Linked DNA regions of Homo sapiens: all the other regions are linked to region 4. Evidence: chromatin loops called from intact Hi-C (ENCODE). Cell type or tissue: endothelial cell of umbilical vein. All regions are shown on one strand. Region 1 overlaps MGAT5 (alpha-1,6-mannosylglycoprotein 6-beta-N-acetylglucosaminyltransferase). Region 2 overlaps ACMSD (aminocarboxymuconate semialdehyde decarboxylase). Region 3 has its middle 47 kb from the start of MGAT5. Region 4 has its middle 8.4 kb from the start of MIR3679. Region 5 has its middle 50 kb from the start of MIR3679. Region 6 overlaps MGAT5 (alpha-1,6-mannosylglycoprotein 6-beta-N-acetylglucosaminyltransferase). Region 7 overlaps MGAT5 (alpha-1,6-mannosylglycoprotein 6-beta-N-acetylglucosaminyltransferase).

Region 1 (4,000 bases), 260 kb after region 4:
ATGAGTTCTCTATGGTCCTTATCAACCATTGTTTAAAACATCAGCCAATGGAGCAAAATCACAGCAGTAGAAGGAAACAGAAGTGTGTGTAGATTTCTGCCTTTTACTTGGAGAGAAAAGCAAAGTTAGTTGTATGATTTTAAAATGGAGGTGGAGAAGCAAATCTTAAATCTGGGAAGGGTGGGGGATTCATATAAGCCAGTGGAATGCATTGGGCCAGTTGAAGGAAGTCTGACCTCTTTCCGGTGGCTGTTTACACATACACAAGTATATGAAGTGTTAGTATGGATTTGCACCTGGGGGCTTACCATGCCAGTTGGAATACTTAAATTTTTGATAGACGTGAAAATCATGAGATTTACCCTGTGGAACCTTCTACATCAGTGCAGATCCATGTCATAAACACCTTGAAACATAGGCCCTGCAAGAACAGAGCTTGTTGATGGAGTTTTATATAAAAAACACAGATTGGGAGCAGACTTTACAATGTGGAATATTTGTTGGAAGCAGATTTCAACCTTCAATTGCAAGAAAGGGTATTATGGCATTGAGAATCGGTGATAAACCAACTTAGAAATTATTTTTAATATATTTGCTTCTAAAGTCATGTTTAGCATCGATACACAATTCTTTACTTAAATAAAAATCATATATGCAGCATATGCTCAAAATCCAGCGGTGGCTGTGCAGCCCTCAGTACTGAACGAGTCCATCTGCAGTCAACATAATCAGGACTAGCCCGGGCACAGTGGCTCATGCCTGTAATCCCAGTACTTTGGAAGGCCGAGGTGGGCAGATCACTTGAGCCTAGGAGTCTGAGACCAGCCTGGGCAACCTGGCGAAACCCTATCTCTTCTAAAAATACATAAATTAACTGGGTGTGGTGATATGCTCCTGTGGTCCCAGCTACTCGGGAAGCTGAGGTGGGAGGATCGCTTCAGTCTGGGAGGTCAAGGCTGCAGTGAGCTGAGATAGTGCCACTGCACTGGATAAATCGAGACTCTTGCTCTAGTCTCGAGGGACAGCAGAGCTCCAGGGAACGCTGGAGTTATCCCTGCTCAGTTGTAATTTGTACTGCTGGCCAGCCTTTGATTCTCTCCCTCTTGATTCTGTTTTTGATAGATTGAGCTCCTTGAGGAGATGATAATGGCTGACATTTTAGTGCTTCCTGTGTTCCAGGCATGGCCTTCACAATGACTATGAAGTAAATACTATTATTAACCCCACTTTTGAGTGAAAGAACTGAAGCAGATAGAGGTAAAGGTTCCTCAGGTGGTCAGGATTTGAATTACATCATGTATTGTAGCCAACACACTGGACTACAAGGAATGGATTCTCTCTTGGTAATTTCCTCCTCTGTCTCCAACCCATCCTCTCAAATCCCAAAAGCCTAAATAAATACATTTATGTTGGTGTGGTACTGATTTCAAGGAAAGGTTCTGTACGGTTCTGTGTGGAAACCTGAAATCCACTATGCAGAGTAGTGAAACCGAAATGGGCTACAACTGTTTGCCTTTGTTCCAAAACAAGTGAAACAAAGCTTTATTCTAAAGATGAAATGTGTTGGTTTTCAGTTTTCACTGCATGTGATTCTTGTCATCCAGAACCAATTATTAGGAACTTACTTGCGTATCAGGACTTCAAAAGATATGTCTGCCTTTAGAGAGCTTGGAGAGCAGAAATACCGACTTGGTCAAGGGAAAAATGAGGGAAATTTTTAAATGAAGTTAAAAATTGGGTGGTAGAGCATATCTCTTGAGCCCAAATGGGCTTTAAGGGAAAAGGCAGGAGTGATTGTCCACATGTGGGTTGGGGGGATTTCATCTCACTTCCCTAATTATGTCAGAGCACATCTCGTCAACTGGAGAGGGCCCAGAAAGTCAGTAGTGCTGGCTTTCACCAAGTATTTTCATCTTCTTCCAGGCTGCTGGGGGTGTTTCATGACCACAGAGGTGAGAGTCAGTACAGGGCTGCCCCAGAGGGTCCTGCAGGTTGTCCCCAGGCACTCCAGAGAGTAACATTGCCACCATAAGGAATTAGTAGAGCAATGTACAGCCCTGTTGATCCAGACCAGTTAGTGATCTTCCAGGTTCTCAAGGCGTGCTAAGGTTTGGCCAGGCCTCCAGATGGTGCCAGCACACCGACAATGAATAATGAGGAGCTTCCCAACAACCCTATAAGGCAGCAGCACTGTCTGTGTTTTTCCAGGAGGAAACCAGGCTCTGGGAGATGTGGAATTTTAACCTATTGCCTAAGAGAGTCTTCACTGAAATACTCAATTCAAACGCTCCCTTTTCATTCTTTCTCTTTCTTTCCCTTTCTCCTTTTCTCCTTCTTCCCCTTCCCTCACTTCTCCTCCTTCCTCTTCCCTCCTTTTCTTTACCGTTTTTAAAATGGATATCATTTACTGGAGATACACACAATTTGTCCTAAATTGTCCTAAAGACAGTGTCTTTTTATTTTCTTATTCTTAATGATAACGTTTACTTCGAAGGAGTTGGCAAATGAATCATTTAAACCAGTGACAATGTAAGTAACAACTTGAAGGAGAAGCAGAAGTTTAACCACTTTCATGGACCGATCCCTCACTATTTGGACCAGATACTCATTCCTCCTCTGTGACCTCTAACCCCAGCATGCCTCCTGTCTGGAAGAGCCTTCCTTGCTGTTGGACCTAGGGGAGGAAAGAAATTATCCCTCATCCTCATGCAGTGGCTCAGTGGAAGCAGCTGAAACTAGCAGGCCAATCTTTATTTCTCAGCTGAGGCCAGAGACCAAAATATTGAATTAGCCTTGTTTATATTTTGTGACAGTGTGCTGGCTTCTGTAGGACCGTGATCCAAGGATAGGCCCCCTGAAAACGGTACTCATTTAGCAGCCAGGGTAGGTCTTCCTACCAGCACCATCCAAGATGGTAACTCAGTAGGCCCAGACAAATCCTACTCTGCCACTAACCATCTCCATGCTCTGCCCAGATCCTTTCACCTACCTAAACCATGTTTTTATCCTTAAAACGGTCTCACAGCACTTGTTCTTCCTAGCTCACATTGTTGACACAGGGATCAGACAAGAGACAGGTTTGAAAATTCTTTGCAAACTGTCACAAGCTAGTCAGCTATGTCTGGGAACCTGTTTGGATAAATTAAAAGTGTGCCCAGCTATAATTAGCAAAATACCTCACAACCATGAAGCAAGAGTTAACTTTTCTCATGTAACACAGTGTGGGGTATGGGGCTGGTTTCTTCACTGGATGTCTGCAAAGACCCAGGCCACTTTGGTCTCTCCTTTGGCATCCCTCATGCATTGGCTTGCCACCATAGCGTCACAAGGCCTGCAGGCCTCATAGCTGTGGTCTAAGCAGAAAGAAAGGTGAAGGGGCTGGAGCCTTTTCTCAAGAAATAGAAGCTTCTCCTAAAGCTTCCCTTCCTCTGATTCTTTCCCCCCATTATTTGACCTAGGTCACATGACCATTCTTGGCTGCAGAGGAGGCCAGGAAAGTTGGGTTGGGCCAATTGAGATTGGCTTATCAATCAGGATTCAATAGCTGTGTCCTCAAGAGTACATGATTCTAGTAACAAGGTAGAAAGGAAGAAAAATAAGTTTTATGACCACGGCTCCTTTACCTTCCGGTTTCTTTCTGTCAAAGTCACACAACACTTACATGGACAAAGGCAATGTAGGCAGTGGTCATAGAGATACAGGAGATAGTTTATGTCTTCCCAGGGCCCTGCTTTCCCCAGATGATGTGACTTGGTCTTTCAAAGGACTCCCACCATCAAAACTATTAACTCTTTTCATGTTGAGTACTTTTTCCTCACCTGTTTTTCCATTCCTGTTAGCCGGAGCAAAAGGGCCTCCAACTCCTCTTTTAGAGAGAAATGACTAATGCTCATACTAGCAGATACCAGACGTGTCCAAGGAGGTACCTTGGGCTTAATTCCAGCAGTTCTCAACAGAGTCCACGTGGCATATGCTATACCCAGCATACCTAGCCTCTTCT
Region 2 (4,000 bases), 780 kb after region 4:
GGGAGGCTGAGGCAGGAGAATTGCCTGAATCCGGGAGGCAGAGGTTGCAGTTAGCCAGGATCGCACCATTACACTTCAGCCTGGGTGACAAGAGTGAAACTCCGTCTCAAAAAAGAAAATGCAAGGGATCCAGAATAGCCAAACAATCTAGAAAAAACAAAATTGGCACAGTCACATTCCCAACTTCAAAACTTTCTACACAACTACAGTAATCAAGACTCTATGGGACTAGCCTAAAGACAGACATAAAGATCAACTGACTTTCAACAAGGGTGCCAATACAATTCAGTGTGATAAAGAATAGTCTTTTCAACATATGATAGTGAGATAAGAGTAGATATCCACATGTAAAAAAAATAAATAAAGTTGGACTCCTTCTTTACACCATGCAAATTAACTCAAAATGGATCAAAGACTTAAATTGAAGAACTAAAACCACAAACTCTTAGAAGAAACCATAGGTGTAAATCTTTGTGACTTTGGGTTAGGCAATAGTTTCTTTGCTATGGCACCAAAAGTACAAGCATCCAAAGAAAATAATAGATGAAGAAGACTTCATCAAAATTTAAAACTTTTGTGCTTCAAAAGACAATACCAAGGAAGTAAAAAAGACAACTCACCGAATGGAGAAAATATTTGCAAATCATGTATCTATAAGGCTCTAGTATTCAGAACACACAAAGATCTCTTATAGCTCAATGATAAAAAGATAACAAAATGGACATGAATGTACACAAGGGATCTTAGTAGACATTTCTCCAAGGAAGAGATACAAATAGCCAATAAGCACATGAAAAGATGTTCAACATAATTACTTATTAGAGAAATACAAATAAAAACTACAGTGAGATACCACCTCATACCTACTGAGATGGCCATAATCAAAAAGATGAATAACCAATGTTGGCGAGGATCTGGAGAAACTGGAACCCTCATACATGCTGGTGGGAATGTAGAAAGCTGCAGCCATGGTAGAAAATAGTTTCTCAAAATGTTAAACATGGACTCACCATATGCGCCAGCACTTCCACTCTTAGGTACGTATTGATTCAAGCAATAACATGGGTGAACCTTGAAAACATTAAACTAAATGAAAGAAGGCTACATATTATGTGATTCCATTTATGTGAAATGTACCAACCAGGCAATTCTGGAGACACAGAGGGTAAACTAGTGTTTTCCAAGGGCTGGAGGGAGAAAAGAATGGGGAGTCACTGCTAATGGGTACAGGGTTTATTTTGGAGGTGACAAAAATCTGTGGTTATATAAGATGAAAAAAATTTTTTTAAACATTCTATAATTAGTGGAAATGATTACACAAACTTATGAATATACTAAAACCCATTGAATTATACACTTTAAAGGGGGTGAATTTTATGGTATGTGAATTATATCTCAAAAAAAAAAGAAAAGGGGATATTCTGACCCCCAAGCCCTAGTCCTACTCCATGGAGGAAATTAATGTTATTTGTTTCTTAGATACCATTCCTGAAATAGACTGTATATATACAAACATATATTTGTGGGTCTATAGGTACCTTATTGAAAACAGAAATCAAAGCATAGCAGACACATTGTTCTAGACTCTTTATTTCTCTTTATAACTTCAAGATCATTCTTCTTTACACTGTAACTTGGAGATTATTCCATTTCAGCATATGTAAGTATTCTTTATTCTTTTCTATTTGGAGATATTCTGTAATTTAATTGGCCAGTCTTTTGCTGTTCCAAATAATGTTGCAATTTATTTCTTTGTATATCTTTCCAGCACAAGTGTATGAGTGGAATACATTTTGAGAAGTAAAATTTCTGGTTTGAATTTTTATTTTATTTTACTTTGATAAATTGCCATTATTGACATAATATCTTTCTCACTTGATTATGAGTTCCTTCAGAAAAGGAACCATGTCTGTTTTGTTGACAAGGGTACATCTAAATTCTAGCACATTGTCTGACACAGTGCTTAATATATTTGTAGATTGACAAGCCTACGTATTTTATTGTATAAAGTGTCAAATGGAAATTCAAAGCTATACTGTTCAAAAACTTATGATCCAGTTTATAGGAATTGTTTATAGGAACTGATCCAGAGATAGGGGATTTTCTTTTTCTATTTTTTGTTTTTGTTTTTGTTTTTTTTTTTTTACTTTTTATCGAGTTATTTGTTTTTTATGTTTCCTTTCCTACTCTGTTAATAGTATGTTTTGAAAAACTGTGGAATCAATTGCAATGTATCATTCTAAGAAAGACAGAATCCCTTAATTTCATCTGAATATATATATTTTAGTAAATAAATATCAATTTCTTATATTTCAGTATTCTATATTTCAGTTATTTAAAAAGAGAGAGAATGGGGTTGATTTGCAACAAAGAGACCTAATAGTGACACCTGCTGGAAAAAAAAAGTCAGAATAAAATTTGAACCATTAAATCTTTTTAAAATTTTAGACAAGTTTTATGTTTCTATTAATCAGGAAAAAATGTGTTATTTTTATGACAGGAATGTTTGTAATAAGTAAACAATTGTTTACAGGAGGCTCTTTCATGTTTTACAAAACAACAGAGAAATATATATTTTGTTTTTTAGGATAAAGTCATTTTGGGAACCGATTACCCCTTTCCACTAGGTGAGCTGGAACCTGGGAAACTAATAGAGTCCATGGAAGAATTTGATGAAGAAACAAAGGTATAATGTCTTTTACTTCACGGCTTTCTTACTGACTTTTCCTGCTCTAATTGGGTTTGGTTTCAGAGCACTTTGATATATAAAAACAAAGAACAGAGGAACCATTACACTGAATTCCCTAAAACTATTACTCTATCTCCATAAATAGCTAAACTATTAAAGGACAAAAAAAATGACAAAGCTGAAAGTCAGCCTAGTACAACTAAATTCATAAACCCAAGAAAGAAAGTTGTATAGAAGGATATGACAATAAAATATGCCTGCATGTTAGATAGATCATAGGAAAAATGTCTAAATTTTTTCTATATTACTTCTGTTACAAATCTACCAATCTCAAAAGTTGTAATAACTCTAGTTATTTAGATGATGAAACTAAAGTCTTGATTAAAAGGATCCAAGGAATCAGATCCTTTAAGTAACTAGACTTTATTTTTTTTCCCGGCGTTTGACTTTTAAGGCAGGTAAATGATACTAATATGTGCTATAATGCTACCATTACCTAGTCTACCCCTTAGACTCCTAAACCAAGATGAGTTTAAAATGAGATGCAGTGTCTTCAGTTTCCCTCTCCTTTGCCACTCCTTCCACACCCCCATCCTCCAAAAAAATAAGTTCTTCCTAAGACCTTCACTGCCCATCACTCCCAGGAGTCAGGGATGGCCAAAAATAACAATATGAGAATATATAAACTCTTAATAAATCTTACAAAACTTTTAGTTGTAATCCTTTTGCATAATTCTTGGCTTTCTTCTAAACTAGAATCCAAAAGTTACCTTGAACTCTCCCTGCCTTAACTATTAAAGATATTGTTCATCAAATCTTCTCAATAGGCTTAAAGTACATTAACAGATGCCAAGAAAAATTCATTCTTCAGTATACTAGTTACAAGTTATTAACTGGGAAACCTTAGACTATTTTATACACAAAGTGTCCCTTTTGGCACTAAAAGTCTTGAACTGTTAAATATTACCTACTAAATATTGTTAAATATTTACCCACTTCCTTCCTAAAGTAGGAAGCTGTCATAAAGGCATTTTTTATCTTTTTTTTTAAACAACAAAGGTTGAAAATGAAAAACTTTCTATTAACCAAAATTAAACAGAAACCAGATGACCCACATATCCTGATTAAAAACTTAATGGAATAATAGTAATTATTATTACATGCCTTTTATTGTTTATTCTTATGTGCTTATCACTTTCAAGTTTTTTCTGTAATCTTGCATAAAGGCTTTATACTAACACAAATTCACAATGATATTCTGTACAAGGGTACTCATTGTAACGCTGTAATACTGAAAACAATCTTTAGGGG
Region 3 (4,000 bases), 89 kb after region 4:
TGCTTTGTGCGTCTGTCAGAAAGCAGCGGCTCTCTTTCGGGCCTGCTAAGCTGGGGATACATACTAAACACTGAAGTGGAGCTCATGAGTGGCACATGGATGTTTGGATCTGGACCTTGTTCAGTTGAGGGGTCAAGGATAGATACATGAATTTGAGAGCCTCCACTTACAGTTGGCATTTGCAGTCGTGGGACAGGGTACACTTGCTGAGGGAGAGAATATGGATAGAGAAGAGATTTGAGGACAGAGCCCAGGGGTGTCCCAACAAGGTGAGTTCTGGGAGAGAAGTCAGCTGGGGAATTGCTTCAGTGTCCTGAAGGCAGATCAATGAGAAGGAGCAGTTCTATAAATAGAAATCCCTGCAGAGATGTTAGAAAACCAGCATTACAGCATGCCAAGAGATAGAATAGTGATTAATAACTGCTTAAAAGTGTATGTTCTGCCACTGGAATGCTAGGAAAGCTACCCAAAAAGGCTGTTCCTAATTGAGGAATATGGTTCTTAAATGTTTACATTGCCTTATATTTGTGATAGGGATTATTGGCTTTGTGAGCAAAGCTCTTTGACATTTGTGGATGGAGTGTACTCATTATTGAGAGGAATTTTCTGAAATGAATGTCAGTTCCTTTTTTCCCCTAAGCTTTGCTTTGAATTACTATACAGTTTACTTAAGAAACCTGTGATCAGCGAGAGGAAAGAGAAGTGATTTCTGAAGCTTCTAATGGCCACTTCCTGCTGAGTCTTAGCATTCTATCCTGTCAAGTATGCTAATGGGAGAAGGAGCAACATCTCTGGATACAAAGGATCGCCAGGATGCTGATGTGAATAGTAGGGGTGAGCTAGCTCTGTCCTCATGCCCAGACCTTGTCCTGATCTGTAGCACACATTTGAGAGACAGGAGCTGTATTAATTGCCTATTGCTGCTGTAACAAATTATTACACTTAGTGGCTTAAAAGAACATGTTTATTTTATGGTTCTGGAGGTAAGAAATCTGAAACGGCTCTGTAGTAGGCTAACACCCTCCAGGTGTTAGGCTGTAACTCCTGAAACGTGGATGTAGCCTTATGTGGAATAAGGGTCTTTGCAGATGTGATTAAGCACCTTGAGATAGGGCAATTATCGTGGATTGTCAAGATGGGCCCTAAATGCCACCTCAAATGTTCTCCTCACAGAGATGCAGAGGAGGATTACTCAGAAGAGAAGGCAGTGTGACCACAGAAGTAGGAATTAGCATGCTGTGGCCACAAGCCAAAAAATACATGCAGCCACCAGAAGCTGGAAGAGGCAAGGAACCGACTGTCCCTAGAGCCTCTGGAGGGAGCACGGCCCTGTCCTGCCTACCCCTTCGCTTCTACCCAGTGATACCAATTTCAGACATCTGGAGTCTGGAACTGTGAGAGAAGAGTTTTCTGTTGTTTTAAGCCACTAAGTATAGGTAATTATTAATGACAATTTGTTATAGCAGCAATAGGGAACCAATACAGAGTCTCACTGGGCTAATCCAGTGTCAGCAGGACTGTGTTCCTTTCAGGAGGCTCTTAGAATCTGTTTTCTTGACTCTTCCAGCTTCTAGAGTCTGTCCACATTCCTTCACTCATGGCTTCTTATGTCTTCAAGCCAGTCTTTGACACTTTTTAGATAGTGATTCTTCTGCTTCCCTCTTCCGCATTTAAGGACGCTGTGATTGCATTAGACCCACCTTGATAATTATCTTAAGGTCAGCTGATTAGCTACCTTAACTCCATCTGCATCCTTAATTGCCCTTTGCCATGTAAGGTGTAACATACTCAGATTCTGGGGCTATGACAGAGACATCTTTAGGAGCTGTTATTTTGCCTTAAAAAGGAGGCAATTATTTAAGTATATAAGGTGAATAGTTAGGTCTTTCTCTCCAGGAAACCTAACTTGTCATTCAGCGGTTACCATGCATGGGTATCTTCTTCCAATTGCCTGAGCCAGCCAGACTTTCATGTTTGAGCATTCAGATTGGGCTTTATTTCTCAAGGCATGTGGCAAACCTCACAATGACACTGAAAGGTTAAAAAAAAAAAAAAGAAAAATACAGTTGCTTACCAGAGATACTGATCGTTTACTTCTGCTAGGATCAGAAGAGATTTTAAGAGCTTAGTGGCAAATCCTGACCTTGGAAAGCCCTGCCTTACCAGGGGTCTTGTGCAGAGGTGTTATTGAGATCAGACACCAGGTTGCAGTGATATGTATCATTTGTGCTCTTGCCATCTACCGCCCCCTGCCTGCCACCAAGCCAACCTCAGGAGGTCTTTGCCCAGAGGCTTGGCAAGATGACTTTCCACAACTCAGGGAGGTTTTAAGGAGAGGGATTAGCATTGACTCTGATACCTTGTTGGTTTGTGTGTCATAACTTAAAGGTCCATGCTTCTCAGCTGGCCAGTGGTCACACCTGATTGGAAGGTGAAAAGACTTTGCGTTCTACTTCCAAAAGTTTTCACATTTGTCACACTGTCCTAACCCTATCAGCTTTGTTGCTATCATTGTAGTGAGGCCTGCCTAGGGATGATAAGTGAAGGATCCCCAAGGACACATTAAGACAGCACATAGAATCAGAGTTTTCAGACTCTTGGCCGAACTTTTTTTTTTTTTAAGCAGACCAGTATTTTCCAAACTTTGGACTTAGTTTCCACCATATTCACGTTACCACCTATACTTGTTACTTAACATATTTTCTTCAGTTTATCCTGCATCAACTCATTTATTTTAATTTGGTCTCATTCTAATTGACAGCATATAGCAGCTTATGAATTTGATGTGCGTATGCATGTTGCAACAAATACTTAACTATTAGTATGTATGCTACGGTGTAAATGTACCACACTCAGAAAAAACCTTATTAGACCATCCTGACTGTTTAGGAAGCTTGGTGCCCAAGGGAAATAGTCTTTGACCATCAGCCAGAATTTGGTTAGTTTCAGCAGATAAGAGAGTAGCTGGTAAGCTACTTAGGAACATTTTAAGTAGAATATGTGAGAAATGAGGATAGGATATGCCTTTATTCCCAGCAGGCAAAAACATGCATTTATTTACTATAGTTGTTATAATATAAATAACATAGATGCATATGTATACCAGAAACATGGTCTTTATCCCATTTGTGGATAAAAGCTAAGGAAGAACTTGTATTACTTATGTATGAAATGCCCAAGGGAACAGAGCCTAGACAAGTTCTGAAACTTAATATCTAGGGAATGTAAACATTTAATAAAACATTACCTTACCCACCTATGTGGCCTTTCTTGGCTGGACTTCTAAAAAATTTTGTTTTTATACCATATTCTTTGTTTTAGGAAAGCATTATCTTACTCCCAGCCTCTGGGGAAAATAAATAACCGAGAGAATCAATAAGGAGATGCCCCAGTGTTGTGGTCAGTGTCTGTTTTTCCCCAGTGTTCTGGGAGCAGGGTTTCCTGGTGTTCTGTTACATCAGCATGAAGGAGGCCTTGTGCATGGGAAGACCCAGACCTCACTTCCCCTGTGTCACTTGCAGTCACTTGTCTTCCTCTTTTGTTTTTGTGTATTTACCGGGGATGAGGAGGTGGATGGGCAGAGGGATTGTATATAGAACTGGCTTATTTTTTTTTTATTTTTTTTTTTTTTTTTATTTTTTTTTTTATTTTTTAATTATTATTATTATTATACTCTAAGTTTTAGGGTACATGTGCACATTGTGCAGGTTAGTTACATATGTATACATGTGCCATGCTGGTGCGCTGCACCCACTAACGTGTCATCTAGCATTAGGTATATCTCCCAATGCTATCCCTCCCCACTCCCCCGACCCCACCACAGTCCCCAGAGTGTGATATTCCCCTTCCTGTGTCCATGTGATCTCATTGTTCAATTCCCACCTATGAGTGAGAATATGTGGTGTTTGGTTTTTTGTTCTTGCGATAGTTTACTGAGAATGATGGTTTCCAATTTCATCCATGTCCCTACAAAGGACATGAACTCATCATTTTTTATGGC
Region 4 (4,000 bases):
CTAGAAGGTCGAGGCTGCCAGTGAGCTGTGATCATGCCACTGCACTCCAGCCTGGGCAAAAGAGTGAGAATCTGTCTCAAAAAAAGAGGAAAGAAGAAAGAAGAAGAAGACGGAGGCCAGAGGAATGCACGTAGAAAGAACTCCTAAAATCTGGCAAGGTGAAGATGCTGTCACCTGGATCACTATCTGCCAGGCATCACAGCTTACATCATCCACATTATGGCATCAGCCACTGGGCACTACCACTAGCAATGCTGCCCTAAAAATTTGGTCAGCACCTTTACCATCAGAGGTTTTACCTTGTACCAAGATTACATAGTGGATAATTCCTCAAGCCATTAGAGCTCAGGTCCAGGGCAGAAAAACAATTTCATTTGTTTATTTCACAGACACCAGTTCCAAGACTGAACCACATGGGTCTCAGCTTTATAAGGTTTACATACATAATTGTTATTTTGTTGCTATAATTTTCATGCAATTTGAATAGGTCAAGAAACCTGGTCTATGTAGGGTACCTTAAATATCCCCTTTAATATTTACTGTATTATTCACAGTACTTTCTGCATGGATCTTCCTTTCTTCCTGGTTATCTGGGGTGAGAAGCATGGTGTAATAGAAAGGTTCTGGGCTTTGGAGTCAGGCAAACTTTGGATTCAATCCTGGCTGTGATCCTTATCAACAGTGCCTATCTGTAAGTATATTACTTACCTTTACTAAGTCTTGGCTTCTTTTTCTATGAAATACGTATAGTAAAATCTACTCCATGAATTGTTAAAATGTAATTCACATACAGCTTAGTAAGAGATGCTGAGAAACAATATATAGTTGGCCCTCTGTAAGCATGGATTTGGAGGATCCTAAATCCTCAGATTCAATCAATCACAGATCGAAATCCGCAGATATGGAGGGCTGACTATACTTGATTATATGTAAAAAGCTGTGTTTACTATGCTTATAATTGAGCAATTATTTAAAGTACTATATATGTGACAGACAAATGAAAAGAAATGAAGCAATACAGTTAGAGTAGACTTAGCAATACCAACAAACACTGTTGCATTGTTGTGAAATAGTCCTAAATATCTTTCTTTTTCTAACCTGACACCCATTGTTTGCAAGTGGTGAAAATGCTAAAAATGAATCTCTGTTCACCAGGAATGCACGACCTTGGCCATCAGCTGCCAGGGCTTTCACTATTGAAATCCTGCTATGTTATTTTCTTCCTAAGCTTGTAATGAACGGTCTCTTGAGAGGATGTGATGAAATATACAGCTGCATCCTAATAAGCATCCTTATGTCCATAAACAGTATCCTTTAGCAATTAATAATAAAAATTGTAATCTTAACTGTGGGGAAAACAACTTAGATAGTATTACTTTTTCTTAAACGCATGGCAAGTATATGATTTATATAAATAAATAGACTATGTAATACAAATATGGAAAATGTATATTTGTGTATACAAACGAATTTACTTAATTTCTCTATATACACATATACTTTTTATAAAAAATATCCTGAAACAAAAACCATCTGTAATATCCTCTATAGCAGTGGGTTCATAAAGTTGAAATGATTGATGCCTTTCAGAAATCTCTAGGCAACCAGGTGGTATCATTATTAACCACCCGTGGGAACTTGACTTCAAATCCAATCTATTATGATTAGAATCTACATGATCTGTATCCAGTACAGCAAGTCCCGGCCACCAGATGTCACCATTCTTCTATTTCCCTCCTGGTGCTTGGGGAGAGCTAAAGATACTATTTTCTCTCAAGGGACTGAGGGAAATACGTGCCTCAGAACATTACTGGGATTTCACCAAAAGGTCTTTTCTTAGTCATCCTGGCCTTGCAGATTTCCCTGTGGTTTTTGAGTATCTTGACTCGACAGTTTCTAACAGCTGAGGAGCCAAGTGGCTGATAATTTGGGGCTTATCTGGTCAGGAAGTGCTAGAGCCATTTCCTCCAGCTAAACTTGAAGACAGGATTGACATAAGGTGCCCAAAGCCCAGAGCTTGCTCAGTGCAGGAGAGGCTATGGATATGCCCTATTAAAAGGTCCTGGGGTCAGGAGACCTCAACCAGCTATGAGCTCACTTACAAAATGAAGGAAAGGGACTGAATCATTCCTAGGGTCTAAAAATTCCATGATCCTCGTTTGTAAATGCCTCTGGTGGGGAGGGTGCGTAGTAGGGTGGGGGCGAGCTAAGTCCAAGAAATAAGACCCCAGAGAGGACAACGAAGTAGGGGTGAAGTCCTGCAGGGCAGATGAGGGGAAACTGAACATGAATCCTTATGAGGTCTGGATGTAGTGACTGGTTATGGGGTCTGGAAATTGCTGGGGTTATGGTCTTGTGGATTCTACCACTAGCTCAATAGCCCACTCTTCCTCCATTCCAGATACTACTTAACAAGAAACTATAATGCTTATCGATGTAAATGTATGGCATTCTCTCTCCTGGGGCTTGGTTGGATTTAATCTCTCATGTCAGTCAATGTTCTTTGTGGTGCCTTCAGGGCACGGGATGTGTTTTATTTGTGAATTTACAACAGTGCAGTTTTCAGCTAGCTCGTCCAGAGTGTTCCTAAAATCCGGGAGTGGGAGCAGGGCAGAGAAGAAAGAATGGATTTCATTTATAAGTGCCACATATCCCTAAGTATTTCACATATATTTCATATCATCTTCACAATAACCTCATGAAGCAGCATTTGTTATGCTCATAAAGATGAATTCAAATGGTTAAGTGGCTTGCCCAAGGTCACAAAAACCAAATGGCAGTATACCTACTGCTTTGTGTAATGCGTTCTACGAAAGAGGAAACTGAGCCTCAGGGCGTTTTGTTAAAGTTGCCTGCACCTCTAAGATGGTTGAGACCACAGTCTCCCCATCAGTGGGCTTCGCTGCTGGAAGGCCCCTTGTCCTTTGGGGCTTGGACTGCACCACTCCGGAGGATGCATCGTCATATCAATATTTGCACACTGCCCCTGACCTTGTTAGGATATTATTTATGGCCGCGATCAGAAGGTCCCGCTCGCTCCTTTCTCTCCCCTTGGGCTGCGGAACAGAGTGGCTGGGAGAAGTCCTCCTAGACAGGGTTGAGAGTTTGCCGACGGCCCCTGAGAAGCTGGGGCGTTCCGAATTGGCTGAGCGCGCGGCCGGGGGCGGGGAGTTTGCCAAACGTCCCCGGCCGGAATTTCTGCCTTCTAGAGCCGCGAGCCCAGAAGCGGGGAGAAGTTGGTGAGGTTGGCTAGGGGAAGGTTGCCAGAAATTGAGGACGGACTCCCGCCCTGGTCGACTGAGCTCCCACAGGAGCGCCTCTGCTGCGTCTCGGGGCTGAGTGTGGACGCGCCGCGCGCGGCCCCGCCAGGGCTGGTAGTTTGCAGACCGTCCCTGCCGCGGCCCGCTCGGCGGCGGCCCTGCGGCTCCCGCGGCGGCGGCCCCGGGCGCGATCCAGCCCAGGTAGCCGCGCCGCAGGCTCGGGGCGTCGCGACCTCGCGCCTCGGGCCGCGTGGGCACGGCGGCCGGCGGGTGCTCCCGGCTGCTGCTGCTGCCCAACAAGGAGGTAAGAGCTGCCGGATCCGGGTGATCGCGTCGGAGGGAGCTCGTCATCCCCGCGGGGTGATGCGCGCAGAGGGGACCGCGGGGGGCACGGGGAACCAGGCGCGGGCGAGGAGAGCCCGCACCGGGGTCGGCGCGGTCGGGGGCTTCCTTCCGTCGCTCCTCTGCCGCCTGCGTGGGTGCCCCGGCCCCGGCCGCTCTGCAGGACGCCGGAGTGGAGCCGGGAGACGCGCCTTGAGAAGCCCACCTGCCCCGGGCAGCCCCTCCCAGGGGAGGCTGAACCCCCCCCGCCCCGTGACGAGGGGGCTTGTTGGCATTCCTAGGGACAGTCCAAAGGAAGCTCTGGTTGCGCGGGCTGGAGGCGAGCGGCGGGGGATGGCAGATGGGCGCTCGGACCGCGGAGGAGCCCGGTGGGGGTCACGCCGCAGGCGTGGGCCGGG
Region 5 (4,000 bases), 59 kb after region 4:
CTTAGCTACGGGTTCCTTTGTTGTTAGGTCACTGCCATCTATTTCCCCTCTTAATTCAGTTTCAAGGAGCCATGAGTGTGTGAGAGAGAATCCCCTTCCTCTTTCCTCCCTCCTCTTCCGGCTAGTTCAGGACTCCCCTGTGATGGGGTAATTCAGTGGGTCCCACTTGGCGGAGCTGATGCTGTCTCCACATCCTGTTCCCTTCCCATAATACTTCATCATAGTTGATGCCACTTTGTGAATAATTTCTCTTTTCTCTCCAAGCCAGGTTTGGGATTTCTCCATGTGTGTCCACCTCCCTGGAAGAAAGGGGTGGAGGCCGCTTTACTTTGTCTTTGGGGTTGAGAGTGATGGATAGATGGCATCTGTCAGGCAGGTGGAGGTGCTTCCTCAGGTTAATTAATGTGGGTAGGACCCACAGACAGGTTTCTCCTTCTTTCTTTTAACTGGCTATTTTCTGGGAGCAGGGTCCTGGATTATTTTATGATAGCTTACAATCATGTTGTTTTATGACTAGTCATCCATTTAACTGTTTGTTTTGGCCAGATCCTCAGGATGGCTTATAGGAATTGGTGCCCATGGCTAGCACGTTGGAGGGGCTGGGGAAGGTTAAGACTACTGTTTACAGAGAGAGGTACCACCTTGAGAGGAAGGCTGAAGGGGGTTGCTGGGCCAGAACATGGAGGAGAGCCTCCTGAGAGTAAAGCAGGAAGGATTGGGAAGGGGGTGTGGAGGCCTTGGGAATTGGCTGAAGAGTTTTGGGACTCTGGGAAGGAGGAAAAATAGTTCTTAAAAATTCTAGGCTGGACACAGTGGTTCACGCCTGTAATCCCAGCACTTTGGGAGGCCGGGGTGGGGTGGATTGCGAGGTCAGGAGTTCGAGAACAGCCTGGCCAACGTGGTGAAACCCCTTCTCTGTTAAAAATACAAAAATTACCTGGGTGTGCTGGCATATGCCTGTAATTCTAGCTACTCAGGGAGGCTGAGGCAGGAGAATCGCTTGAACCCAGGAAACGGAGGTTGCAGTGAGCCGAGATCACACCACTGCACTCCAGCCTGGGTGACAGAGGGAGACTCTGTCTTAAAAAAAAAAAAAAAAAAAAAAATTCTAAACCATCAAGAACTGATAAGAATAAACGACTAGAAAAATGACATTTAAAAAGTCTATAATACAAGCCCCTAATTTTATTAGATTCAAAGACATAATATTACCTTAGCAAATTGCTATAAAAGTTTCTAGAACACTTACACTCAATTTCAGTATTGATCATAGAGCAGAAACAAATACTTGGTGGACTGGCAGTGTGCTGCAGGCTCCCCTTGGAGTGGCACTGACCTTTGAGAGGTGGGTCTCAGCTCTTTTCTGCCTTTGGATGCCTGGAGGCCCACCTTGACCTCCAAGGGTCTTGGTTTTTAGGCTATAGGATGAAAGTGGTGGTTTAACAGGTCACTGGTCTCCCGACAGGACATGTGGGACCAGGAACAGGTGCTTGTTTCTGAGCCTTTGCCCAAGTGGGTTCCCCTTAGGGCTCCTTCTGGAAGGGACATGCTGCAGTTATCTCATATACCCCCTCAGCCACCATGACCAGATATCTGACCCACTCATTTGAAAGGCACGTGTCCTGTGATAGGGACCTCCTGTAACAAATGAACCCGTGTGTGTGTGTGTGTGTATGTATCTCTATTTATAGTAATCTTGCATCTAGTGTAAGTTTTTTCTTGTTCATAGTTTTAGGTTGATAAACAGTTCTATGGGATGGGAGGGAATGACCTCTTTAAAGAACTTCTGTAGCAACCCAGGCTTTAGGCCTTGACTTTTTGAAAACAGGTTCTCTAGGTCATCCTGCTGTAACTGTCATTCCAGCCCACAGGCCTGGGGGGATCTGATGGAGGAGCCAGCATGGAGGTTTTTAGGGCCGGGTCTGGCTGTGGTTAGCGTCACTTTCTACTCGCATTCCATTGCCAAGAACACAGTCACCTGGTCACCCCTGGCAGGGAAGCGAGGTCCAGCTGTGTGCCCAGGAAGATGACAAGAGTGCGGATTTCAGTGAGTAGCTGGCATTCCTCTCGCCTGCCCTTTCCCGTTCTTCTGATTCACTGATCAGAATCTTACTCACTATTGCATTCTTCTGTCCAAATGAACTGATTTATTAATCTATTACGCCTGGGCATGATGATGGTCAGGCATGAAATTTTTATGCACTGGAGTAAGAAACAATGGAAAGCAGAGAATGGAAGTTGCCTCAGAATTAATGGCCAGTGCTCATGCAGGCTCGCAGTCAGCAGCACGGAATGGCCGATGCTGACAATGAGAGTGAATTGGCGATGTGCCATAGGCTGCATTTGGATTTTGTTTAAAAAGTCAAGGTATTTATGAGTTGAGAGTAGTGCTCGGTTCTCAAAAAGTACACAGCACTTAAGCAGAGGGAAACTGCATAGGTGTATCGGTGTGAGGCCAATTGGTAGCCCATGATGAAATGTGGCAGAGGTAATGTAATGTGATTTAAAAAACTTAAATAGCTGTAATATTTGCATAAGTGTGCTTTTTTTCTTCGTGCAGTGGTGAATTAAAGACAAAACCAGTTTTGTTTTGTTTTGTTTTTTTCTCTCAAAAAAAAAAGAGGTGAGATTTTGGGAGTGAGTTTGGGAGAGATTCTAGGCAGGAAACTTTTAGGCTGTAAAAACATCTAAAACTAAAACTTCTAAAAATTGCTTCTAGAGCCAGTGTTTCATAGGGCATGAATCAGGAAAACTAGACTAGGCATTTCTAACAGATTCTAATACAGATAATTGCATATTTAGGTGATGAAAGAGGAGAGTTACCAGACTGTTACAGCAACCTAGAGATTTGTAACCTCAGGAAGATGTCCACCCCCAGGACTGTGGAGGCAGGGTGGTGGGGGTGGCAGCTGATGGAAAGGGCATTGGGTCCTTTGGAGAGAGCTGTCTCCCTAGAGAAGGTTATCCCACCCAGCAAATGGAGTTGGGAGAGAGACCCAGGCACCTTCCCCTCCCAGCTTCTGATGGTACCTCCCACAGGCCAGCACTACTAGAAACCAGGTGGCAAGGGAGCTTGGGAAATGTAGTTTCCTGTGATATTTGTAAAAGGACAAAGTATGCAGAGAATGGATTTGAGAGCAAAAAGGCAGATGGCTGTGGCACAAGGATTATAACGTTGGTGCAAAGGAAGATAAGTCGAGGAGTAAGAGATTGCTCTAGGGAAAGAACTTGAATTCTTGATTCCCTTCCCCCGTGCCACATTCCTTTGTGGCTTTGTTAACACCTGTGTCCTCTCTTCATGTTTCTGTCATGCTCTTTACACTGCATGATATTTACATATTTGACTCCCTGTTAATAACTAACATTTACTGAATGTTTCCTGTGTGCTTTATCTGCATTAATTCATTGACTCATCAAAGCCATCTGTGAAGGCAGGTATAGTCCATCTTCATTATTCTCAGATTTCTGTATTTGTGAATTTGTGTCCTCATTAATACTTATTTGTAACCCTGAAATCAATACTCTGCACTTTCCTGGTCATTCATGGACATACAGAGTAGAAGATTTGAGTTGCCTGGTGTCCATGTTCCCAGCTGCGGATGAACAAGGCCTTCTTGCTTCAGCTCTTATATTGCAAATAAGTGTTCTTCTTCTACCTGGTTAGTACCGTGTTTATCCTTTTTTTGTGCCTTTTTTTAAAAAAGTGATTTTACTGCTTAAAATGGCCCCCAAGCATAGTGCTGAGGGGTTGTCTAGTGTTATTAAGCACAAGAAGGCTGGAGAAGGCTGCGATGTATCTTAGGGAGAAAATACGTTTGCTAGATAAGCTTCATGCAGGCGTAAGTTGTAGTAGTGTTGGCTGTGATTTCAGTGTTAAAGAATCAGTAACATAAGGTGTCGTCAAACACACACATCAACTATGCATTGATCAGTTGGTGAAAATGTTGTGACCAGGGGCTCGCGGGTACCCAACCCTGTATCTTCTCTAGGAGCAATGTTT
Region 6 (4,000 bases), 190 kb after region 4:
GATAAGAACAGGCAGAAATCTATGAACTGTGCTTAACATGGAACCCTGTTTTAGAAGAAAAATCAAACCTCTCTTTGAGAGGTTGAAGTGAGATATGGGTGCTCTGTGTTGCAAGGGCATGTCACTGTTACAGTAAGTTATCTGTGTAACACCCTTTCCTTCTTCTAGTAAACTGCATGTGAGAAGAGGGGACTTGGCAAAAGCTTGGCACTATTTTGTTTATTGGAAAAGGAGAATCGTTATAAATATCACCTTAGGCCCCCAACTCGAGAATATAATACAGTTTTGCAAGTATCTTGAATTTTTAATGTCTCCCACCTATTTCTCAGTATATTTTCTTAAATCAAAATTGACAGCTGAGGTTGTCTCAGTATGTTAGCATTATATCTTATTCTTTTAAATGTATGTATAGAAACTTTTTTTTCTGGGAATATATCTGTATAACTTTTTGTTTGTTTTGATGTATAAAACTAGCATTCTCCTAGTTTATTTCCTATTAGGCCCATTTGTTGTAACTAAGTACATATATGATACCCACGTGGAATATTTCATATCCTTTACATCATTACTTAAAATACTAAGGAACATTTTGTTGCAGAAGAAATGATAGCAAAAATTAAATATAAACTTACAGAAAATGGTATTTACATAGAAATGAATACATGCAGAGTTTTGCATTAAAAAGCACTCTAATTATCCAAACTATATTACAAACTCAGTTTTGTCTTCCAGTCTCAAAGCTGCTAGAATATATATAGCATACACTGTTTTGCTATTATATTCATTGAAAAAGATCTAAAGCATTTTTGTCGTTGACTATACCTCATACCCCACCAAGCATTGTGACAAAATTAATTAGGGACGGACAAGACAGGCACAGAGAATATACAATAGGACGAGTATATTGTACAAATAGATTAAATGATCTAATGAGAGCTAGTGTGTGATGTTTCAGTGTGGTGCAGGCAATCTCTCCTTCTCATGGCTTTATCTTTTTCAAAATCCCATATTTTACTTCGGAAGTTTGTCCTGAGGGTGAATGAGGCTATAAATGAGTGCCAGGTACAGTACCTGGAGCCAGGGTGACTCAGATGTTAGAAGGCTTTGCTGACTCTGTTTTTTGAGTGAAGAAACTCCTGAAGGTTAAGTAACCTGCTCAGCTTATGTGATTAATAAAAGGCAGAGAGATAATCCCAGCTGAGATCTCTTACAAGACAAAGCCCCTGCCTTTTCCAGGGCATAGTCATGACATTTTCTACCTTTTTCATTGCTGAGGTTCAGTGTGGTCAAGGACTTTAAAAGACCGGGACATGCGGGTGCTACTCTCTGCTGATACATTTCAGTGTCAGTTCCAGGAGCAGGCCTCTTCCTAATGAGGAGGCATCTTGCATGGTGGCCAGATAGTATCTTACGAGAGGGTTGATCTACTGTTTGGAGATTTAGAGAACACAGATTTTTATAGCTTTGTAACTTTAGAGGCCGATGGGATGACGGCATTTTGGAATATGTTTAATTAATTTTCATTAATTTAATGAAAATGGATGTTAAAGAGACTATTTAAGAAAAGCATTAGAAGCTGCTGTTAATCAAAGAAGGGGGCTTGAGCATTCTTAATTTGTTCTGAAGACCTTGTGTCAGAAAAACACCCCTGACTTCCTTACTAATGAAAGACAGTTTTCAACTCCGGGGCCATTTACAATGTTAGATATAAACTCTATTCAACTGTAAAGATTTTATACAGTAATATCTTTTAAATTACACATGGTCACATTTTTATCCACAAAATGTGACTTTCATTCCCCTTTTCCTCTGGATGTCACCTTTTTTTCAAAATGTTGTTTCTCCACTCAAAGAACATTAGTTACTTCCCCTGGCCATTGTACTGAAACTCCGCAAGTGTTTTCAGTTGCCTTCCGGTTTCCTGCTGTGATAACAGTGATAAATTATGTTCTGAGGCTGGAATTCATGATTCTGTGGCAGGCCGTGTCAGCATACCTTTCCAACCGTATTTCTTACTACCCTACCCTGAGTCCCCTGCTTTAACCAAATTGTCCCGCTCTGCTCTCCTGTGCCCTCTCAGACAGAGATGATTGATTGGTTATGCCTACCCACTGTGGGTAGATTTGCTGTCCTGGTAAAACACTCTAATTGTTGAAACATAACATAAAATCCATTTTCCATCTCTGGCCGTTCCTTTTCCTCAGTGTTATTTCACCTTTTATTCTATTGATTCCCAGCTGTGGCTGCCTTTTAGAATCACTTGAGGTTGGGAGAGCATTAAAAAAGGGGGTAGCAGAACCACTGCCTGGGGCCACTCAAATAAGAATGCCTGGAGGGTGAGGCACATTCTTAAAAGGTCCCCAAGAAATGTTTAAATGTGCAGATAGGGCTAGGAATGGCTAACTTGTGACCTTAGCCAAGTTACTTAATCTGCCTGGGCCTCAGTGTCTTCTGTAGTAGAATGAAGGATAATAGTACTTATTATTGTGAGGCTCAATCGAGTAATCGGTGTACATAAGATACAGTGGTGTTACTAGTAGATGCTCAGTCTGTTGGCTACCATCATTATTACGCTGTTCTTCAGTGTACTCATCTTTCCTTTTCTCTCCTGTCTACTTCTACTTTAGAGCTCAACTCAAATCCCATTTTTCCAGTGGTTACTTAAGGTTTAAACTAAGTTGCTGCAACAAAGAGACCCAAAAATTCAGGGTTGAAATGAGACAGAGGATGGTTTCTCTTGTCACACGATAATCCAGTAGTGAGCAGTCCAGACCAATAGAATGGCTCTTCTCTGCACTGACATTCAGGGCTCCACATTCTTCCCATTTTGCTGGCTCATCGCATGTCCCATCTACTAGCCCATGGAAAGTGTATATGGCATTGGGCTGTTAATTGCCTTTTCTGGTGAGCAAGTTTTGGGTTCTAAGCATATTTAAGGCTCCCTCAAGGTGAATAATGTTTTGTGTTTCTCTTTGCTTCCCAGGAAGGTACTGAAATCATGACAAATGCTCTAATTTAGGTGCAGTATTTGTTGAATGAGTCAATGTCAGAACTTTTCTGGTTTTTGTAACAGCTTTATTGAGATAATTTACATACCACACATTTCACATATTTAAAGTGTTTGATTTGAGGCTTTTAGGGCCGAGTATGGTGGCTTATGCCTGTAATCCCAGCACTTTGGAAGGCTGAGATGGGAGGATGGCTTGAGCTCAAGAGTTTGAGACCAGCCTGGGCAACATAGCAAGACCTCATCTCTACAAAAAATGAAAATAATTAGTTCGATGTGGCTTTCAGTATATTCAGTTGTGCAACCACCACAATAGTCAGTGTTAGAATATTTTCATCACCTCAAAAAGAAACACCATATCACCTCTCCTCCCTTTCCTCAACCCTAAACAACCACGAATTCACTCTCTCTCTAGATTTGCCTATAGGTTCTGAACATTTCATGTAAATGGAATCTCATATGTGGCCTGTGTGACTGGTTGCTTTCATCTAGCATAATGTTTTCAAGGTTCATCTGTGAAGCATGGATTAGCACCTCATTCCTTTTAATGGCTGAATAATATTCCATTTTATGGATATACCATATTTGGTCTGTTAATTGGATGATGGGTGTTTGTATTGTTTCCAAATTTTGGCTGTTATGAATAAGGCTATTATGAATGTTTACATACAAATTTTTGTGTAGTTATGTTTTTATTCTTTCATAGTGTAAACCAAGGAGTAGAATTGTTGACTCAGATGATAAGTCTGTTTAACTTTTTAAGGACTGCTAGACTGTTTTCCAAAGCAGCTACACTATTTTATATTTCTACTAGTTGAGGGTTCTACTTTCTTTACATCCTTGGCAACACTTGTTATTGTCTGAATTTTTATTATAACTATTTTAGTTGATGTGAAGTCGTACCTCATTGTGCTCTTGATTTCCATTTCCCTGATGACTAATGATGATAAGCTCTGCCTACTTTTGTCAGTAGCAATTATTTAACCCCAGCTG
Region 7 (4,000 bases), 330 kb after region 4:
GCCCCAGCCCCGTCAGGCAGGGCCAGGGACAGAAGTCATGCAGGGACTCTGGCAAGAGCCTGAACTTTTTCGTAGAAGGTTCTGAATTGGCATTGCCCTTGCTGCACTCCGAGCAACCCAGTGGAGTCTTCACCAAAACAAAACAAGAGCGTATGTCAGGCCAGGAGCCTGGCTTGTCCCTGGCACAACATCATTTCTGTTTCTCAAGGAGCAACTGTGGGAAGACTGTCACTGCAGCTGCTCCAGGGCAAAAGAAAGTCTCAAGAGTCCTTTAAAACAAAACAGGAGGAATTGAGCTGATGGGAAAGAACTCTGAATGGGAATATTCCTAAACCCATTAACTTATTTATTCGGGTGGGAGGGAGGGGACCGCGGGAGGGAGAGGAGGGATTGATCACAGGCTTCTTTTATTTCCACTGTTAATCATCCACCTTCACTATACTGTTGTTCTGTCTGCTTTGGGCAGGGTGCAGGAGAGAGACCGTGTGCCGTGGGGCTGGTGGCCTGCTCAGGGACAGCCATGGGGACCTGGCAGCTCAAAACAGATGGCAGCAGAACAAAAGAAACTTTTGCTTTGGAAGCACAGCCAAACTCCCCAGGGCATCGTCATAGATGGCACCTAGAGCATGGGCTGCCTCAGTCAGGGGGACGTGCCTGTGTTGTCCAGAGAGCCCAGCCAGGGACGAAAAAGGAGATGAGGCCCCTTTCCTCCATGTCCCCATGCCCAGACACATACCTTGGCCGTAATTTCTTTTAGAATCCCTTTGGGAAGGAAATACAGGATTGAGGGATTTTGGAGTTTCTGGTAAACTCACCCTCCCTCCAGCCCCGCTATGAGGAGGAAAGTAGAGATGAAAGACTCACGCTGTTCATGGACTTGGAGAGGATTATCTTTGAGCCAAGATTTGGACAGGAGTGAAGTCGGTCCTTAAGAATTTGTGGCGCGACCGGAGCTGGGCTCCTGACAGGTGGGCTTGTGTTGTGTCCCCTCTGATGGCACCAAAGTCCAGGGAAGGGGGCTCTTGATGTCTGCTGGGGGAGTGGGGGCAGCTCAGGATGAATGCAGTGCCCTGTCCTGGCTACTCACCTGAGGGTGTAGCTCGCAAAGGTGGGAATCTGGTGCTGGCTTTTCCTTCAGGCAGGATCACTCTGACTTGTTGAGTAATCAGTCATCAGGTTGGCCTGGTCAGACACACTGGACCCCACCTTCCAAACCCTGGACCCCCCCATGCTCTGCCTTTGTATAAGTTCCCACCCCACTGAATCATTGCTGCCATGCTCTGTACAAGTTTGTAAGTTTCTGAAAAGCCCCTGACATCTCCATGCTGATGCAAGTGAGACCCCTTCTGCCTAATGTGAGCGGTTGGCGTCCTCCACTTGGCCTCTGCTGGGCGCCTCAGTCGCTCAATGATGTGCTCTGTGCCGGGGCTTCCAAGCACCCTTCCTGCTAACAGAGGGCGGCCCAGTGGAGCCTCCGCTGGGCAGAACTGATGGGCAAGGCGTAATGGCTGGTAGCTTTCAGAATGTGAGGGAAAGGAAGAATTCCGCTTCATGGGGACTAGAGTTAGTGTGGGGCCTTTAAGTCTGGGAAGTTACATTCTGCTTCTTTCTCAATTGCTACACAAATGTGCAGCCAGCCTTTTTTCTTAGGCCCACTGAGATCCCTGCTCAGTGCGTCTCAATTGTATCTCCAGTCTAAGAGGAGGGTGGGGGGCACCCGGGGCCTCCTCCACTCCTTAGGTGGCCCCCAAGCACATCTGCCAGGTAGAGTACCATGGGGAGGCCTCTGCCCTGAGCATCATCACAGGGGCGCCTCCAGACCTGGCTGAGAATAGCCTCTGCTTGGGCCTAGGAAGAAGGGCAGAAGTCCAAAGGAAACCTTGGTGAGTGAGTGTGTGTGTGTGTGTGTGTGTGTGTGTGTGTGTGTGTGTGTGTGTGTATGAGCCTGTGCATTTCTTTTAAGCAAGGGCAGTTTCCTGCAGTAGGAGGGCAGATGACTGGCATCCTTGCTGTAAGGAAGAGCTTTTTCCTTGTGAATGGGCCTCTTGGCTGTACCCTAGGGTGTGGGAATTTGCTAGAGTTCCCTGACCTGCAATCCCTGGGCCAGTGCCGCCCTCTCCTGGGCTCTTCCAGGAGCATTGAACACTGAGGATGTCAATGCAAGTATCTGACCAACAGGGGGAGCCTGCAGGCCGAGCAAAGTTTAACCCACTTAGCCACTGCTACTTAAGCAAGGAAGCTGAAAGGTAACCTTAGCCCTGCCTTGTGTTCCAAAAGCTGCAAGGATCATTTGCTGGCTGTCCCTAAGTTCAAGGCCTCCCTACCTTCCCCTTCTTTTCCAAGTCACAACCCGCCCTGCCCGGGCCAGACAGCCCAGAAGAACACTTTTCTGCCATTTAAAAATCCCTCTTTCATCCCCCCCAGTCCAGTATTGAGTGGAAGTGCGCCGGAGTTCCACTGACAGGGCAGCTGCTCTTGGAGCAAACAAGCCCACACTCCAGTTGTTTAGGGCATTATCTGAAGAGTCAGTGACCCCTGAATGTGTACTGGCTCCCAGGCCTCCTCAGACTTGGCCCAGGTCTAGTCAGTGATCCTGGAGAGGAAACTGGGGAGGGGGCTTCCAACTGCCCTGCATGGAAGAGGAGAGGAAGGTGCCCCTGTGTGGGCTGGAAGCCTGCGGAGGTTTTGCCATTGCTGATCTTGATAGAATCCTAAACCGATTTATAGCTGATAACAGTTCCATGGGGAGAGAAATCCTAAGTTATGATTAATGTTTTTCCCCGCTATAATATCTTGCCTGTTTTTTTGGATTATTTTCCCCATTGTGATCCTAAGCTCTTAAAAAACTTGAGGGAAAACATTCATCTAATTTACTAAAAGAGAAAGCTTTCCATTGAAAGGTAGATACTTTGAGGAGTAAAAAGACTTCTTTGAATGCTGGTAAACACCGCATTTATTTTGTGTATGCAGTTTGATTTGCACATGTATAAATGGAGATGCTTTTCATTTTTGTTTGGACTGGGTTTGTGTCACTGCTCATTACAGTTTGCTTTTTTGTGTGTTTGCTGTGCGTTTGGAGATATTAGTCAGTTTCTTTAGTGATATTTGTTTCCTTGATGTGCCTTTTCGTTTTTCTTTGGGGTTTTTGGAATCCGGATGCTGTTGAAGGGCAATAGCAGACTCCTCCAGCTAAGAGACAGGACATGTTCTTGAGCCACTGTAGCTGTTGAAGCTGGACACCAGACGCTCCCTATAACCCCCCCGCCAGGCCATAGCGTGTATGCATGTGCACTTCCACCCACAGAGGAGGGTGTGAAGCCTTGAGAACCTCAAGAAAGGGCTGGATTCTGCCATACCTTTGGGTCTACCTTGGGACTGCTGGTTGCCAACGTGTCAACCAGCCTGTGTTCCCTGCCACCCACGCACTTGCTGAGGTGTGGCTGAGGCAGAATCATGTGAATGGGTGCATCCAAGGAGTTCAGGGCCCTGCTTGGAGAAGAAATACTTTAGCATCATGAAAGGGAAAGAACGTGCACCCCTTTTTTGTTTCTTTAGTGAATGCAAGATTTAATAAAAGTGAATAATGAGCTTCCCCTTTGGGAGTGGAGCCCAGTGCAGCTCACTGACAGGGTTGACATCAGTATGATGTGTTGGACTGAAACTGTATGTCTGTAGGTAGGTGTGTGCCTTTTAGGGCAGACCACGGTGGCCACCCCATTTCTCCAAGGTGGTTTACCTAGCTTGTGTATATTAGACATTGCCACCCTCACCTCTGGCCAAAAATTCTTGATTTAAAAAGAAAAGTCTATTTTGTTAACGACAGGCTCTGTTGTATGTGTTACTATCCCAAGCCTGGATTATTTTATTTATTTAAAAGTATTTTAATTTCCATATTGGCTTTATTCTAATCCCATCCATCCCTGTGGAGCTGCAGAGCATCTTCATGTGAGTAGACGGATGGACATAAATAGATTCATGCTCATTTAGGAAGCTGGGAGTT

Evidence for each region. A loop is a pair of places that touch in the nucleus more often than their neighbours do. Peaks named below come from ENCODE experiments on the same cell type or tissue, not always from the same donor. Only the 100,000 strongest peaks of a DNase experiment are listed, where the experiment ranks them.
Region 1: a loop joins it to region 4, with 11 times the contacts of the local background. A loop is called at or near these places in 10 of 110 quality-filtered maps.
Region 2: a loop joins it to region 4, with 4 times the contacts of the local background. A loop is called at or near these places in 16 of 110 quality-filtered maps.
Region 3: it touches region 4 in a loop (14-fold over the local background); 77 of 110 quality-filtered maps call a loop at or near these places.
Region 5: a loop joins it to region 4, with 5 times the contacts of the local background. A loop is called at or near these places in 26 of 110 quality-filtered maps.
Region 6: a loop joins it to region 4, with 5 times the contacts of the local background. A loop is called at or near these places in 2 of 110 quality-filtered maps.
Region 7: a loop joins it to region 4, with 14 times the contacts of the local background. A loop is called at or near these places in 44 of 110 quality-filtered maps.

What each region holds. Positions count from the first base shown.
Region 1 is chr2:134,373,974-134,377,973 of GRCh38, forward strand. All of the region lies in intron 10 of MGAT5 (alpha-1,6-mannosylglycoprotein 6-beta-N-acetylglucosaminyltransferase), which reads left to right. Among named protein-coding and RNA genes, the nearest start is that of MGAT5, 120 kb to the left of the region's middle. In endothelial cell of umbilical vein, a CTCF peak has its summit at 2,132 (motif pointing right); a DNase peak (open chromatin) is centred at 2,148.
Region 2 is chr2:134,895,754-134,899,753 of GRCh38, forward strand. It overlaps ACMSD (aminocarboxymuconate semialdehyde decarboxylase), which reads left to right. Exons shown (of 10, transcript NM_138326.3): 9 at 2,588-2,686. All of the region lies in intron 1 of CCNT2-AS1 (CCNT2 antisense RNA 1), which reads right to left. Among named protein-coding and RNA genes, the nearest start is that of CCNT2-AS1, 21 kb to the right of the region's middle. In endothelial cell of umbilical vein, a CTCF peak has its summit at 2,433 (motif pointing left); no DNase peak of the experiment used is centred here.
Region 3 is chr2:134,205,536-134,209,535 of GRCh38, forward strand. It overlaps a transcript of MGAT5 not described here. Among named protein-coding and RNA genes, the nearest start is that of MGAT5, 47 kb to the right of the region's middle. RefSeq lists a silencer at 1,083-1,377. In endothelial cell of umbilical vein, a CTCF peak has its summit at 2,258; a DNase peak (open chromatin) is centred at 2,236.
Region 4 is chr2:134,116,728-134,120,727 of GRCh38, forward strand. It overlaps a transcript of MGAT5 not described here. Among named protein-coding and RNA genes, the nearest start is that of MIR3679, 8.4 kb to the right of the region's middle. RefSeq lists silencers at 3,399-3,498, 3,519-3,678, 3,729-3,798. In endothelial cell of umbilical vein, a CTCF peak has its summit at 1,706 (motif pointing right); DNase peaks (open chromatin) are centred at 1,724 and 3,214; H3K4me3 peaks cover 1,159 bases; H3K27ac peaks cover 1,973 bases.
Region 5 is chr2:134,175,490-134,179,489 of GRCh38, forward strand. It overlaps a transcript of MGAT5 not described here. Among named protein-coding and RNA genes, the nearest start is that of MIR3679, 50 kb to the left of the region's middle. In endothelial cell of umbilical vein, no CTCF peak of the experiment used is centred here; DNase peaks (open chromatin) are centred at 562 and 2,152; H3K27ac peaks cover 3,079 bases.
Region 6 is chr2:134,305,614-134,309,613 of GRCh38, forward strand. The region is part of intron 2 of MGAT5 (alpha-1,6-mannosylglycoprotein 6-beta-N-acetylglucosaminyltransferase); the gene reads left to right. Among named protein-coding and RNA genes, the nearest start is that of MGAT5, 54 kb to the left of the region's middle. In endothelial cell of umbilical vein, no CTCF peak of the experiment used is centred here; a DNase peak (open chromatin) is centred at 1,908; H3K27ac peaks cover 2,946 bases.
Region 7 is chr2:134,448,893-134,452,892 of GRCh38, forward strand. MGAT5 (alpha-1,6-mannosylglycoprotein 6-beta-N-acetylglucosaminyltransferase) reads left to right here. Exons shown (of 16, transcript NM_002410.5): 16 at 1-4,000. Among named protein-coding and RNA genes, the nearest start is that of MGAT5, 200 kb to the left of the region's middle. In endothelial cell of umbilical vein, a CTCF peak has its summit at 2,148; a DNase peak (open chromatin) is centred at 2,139.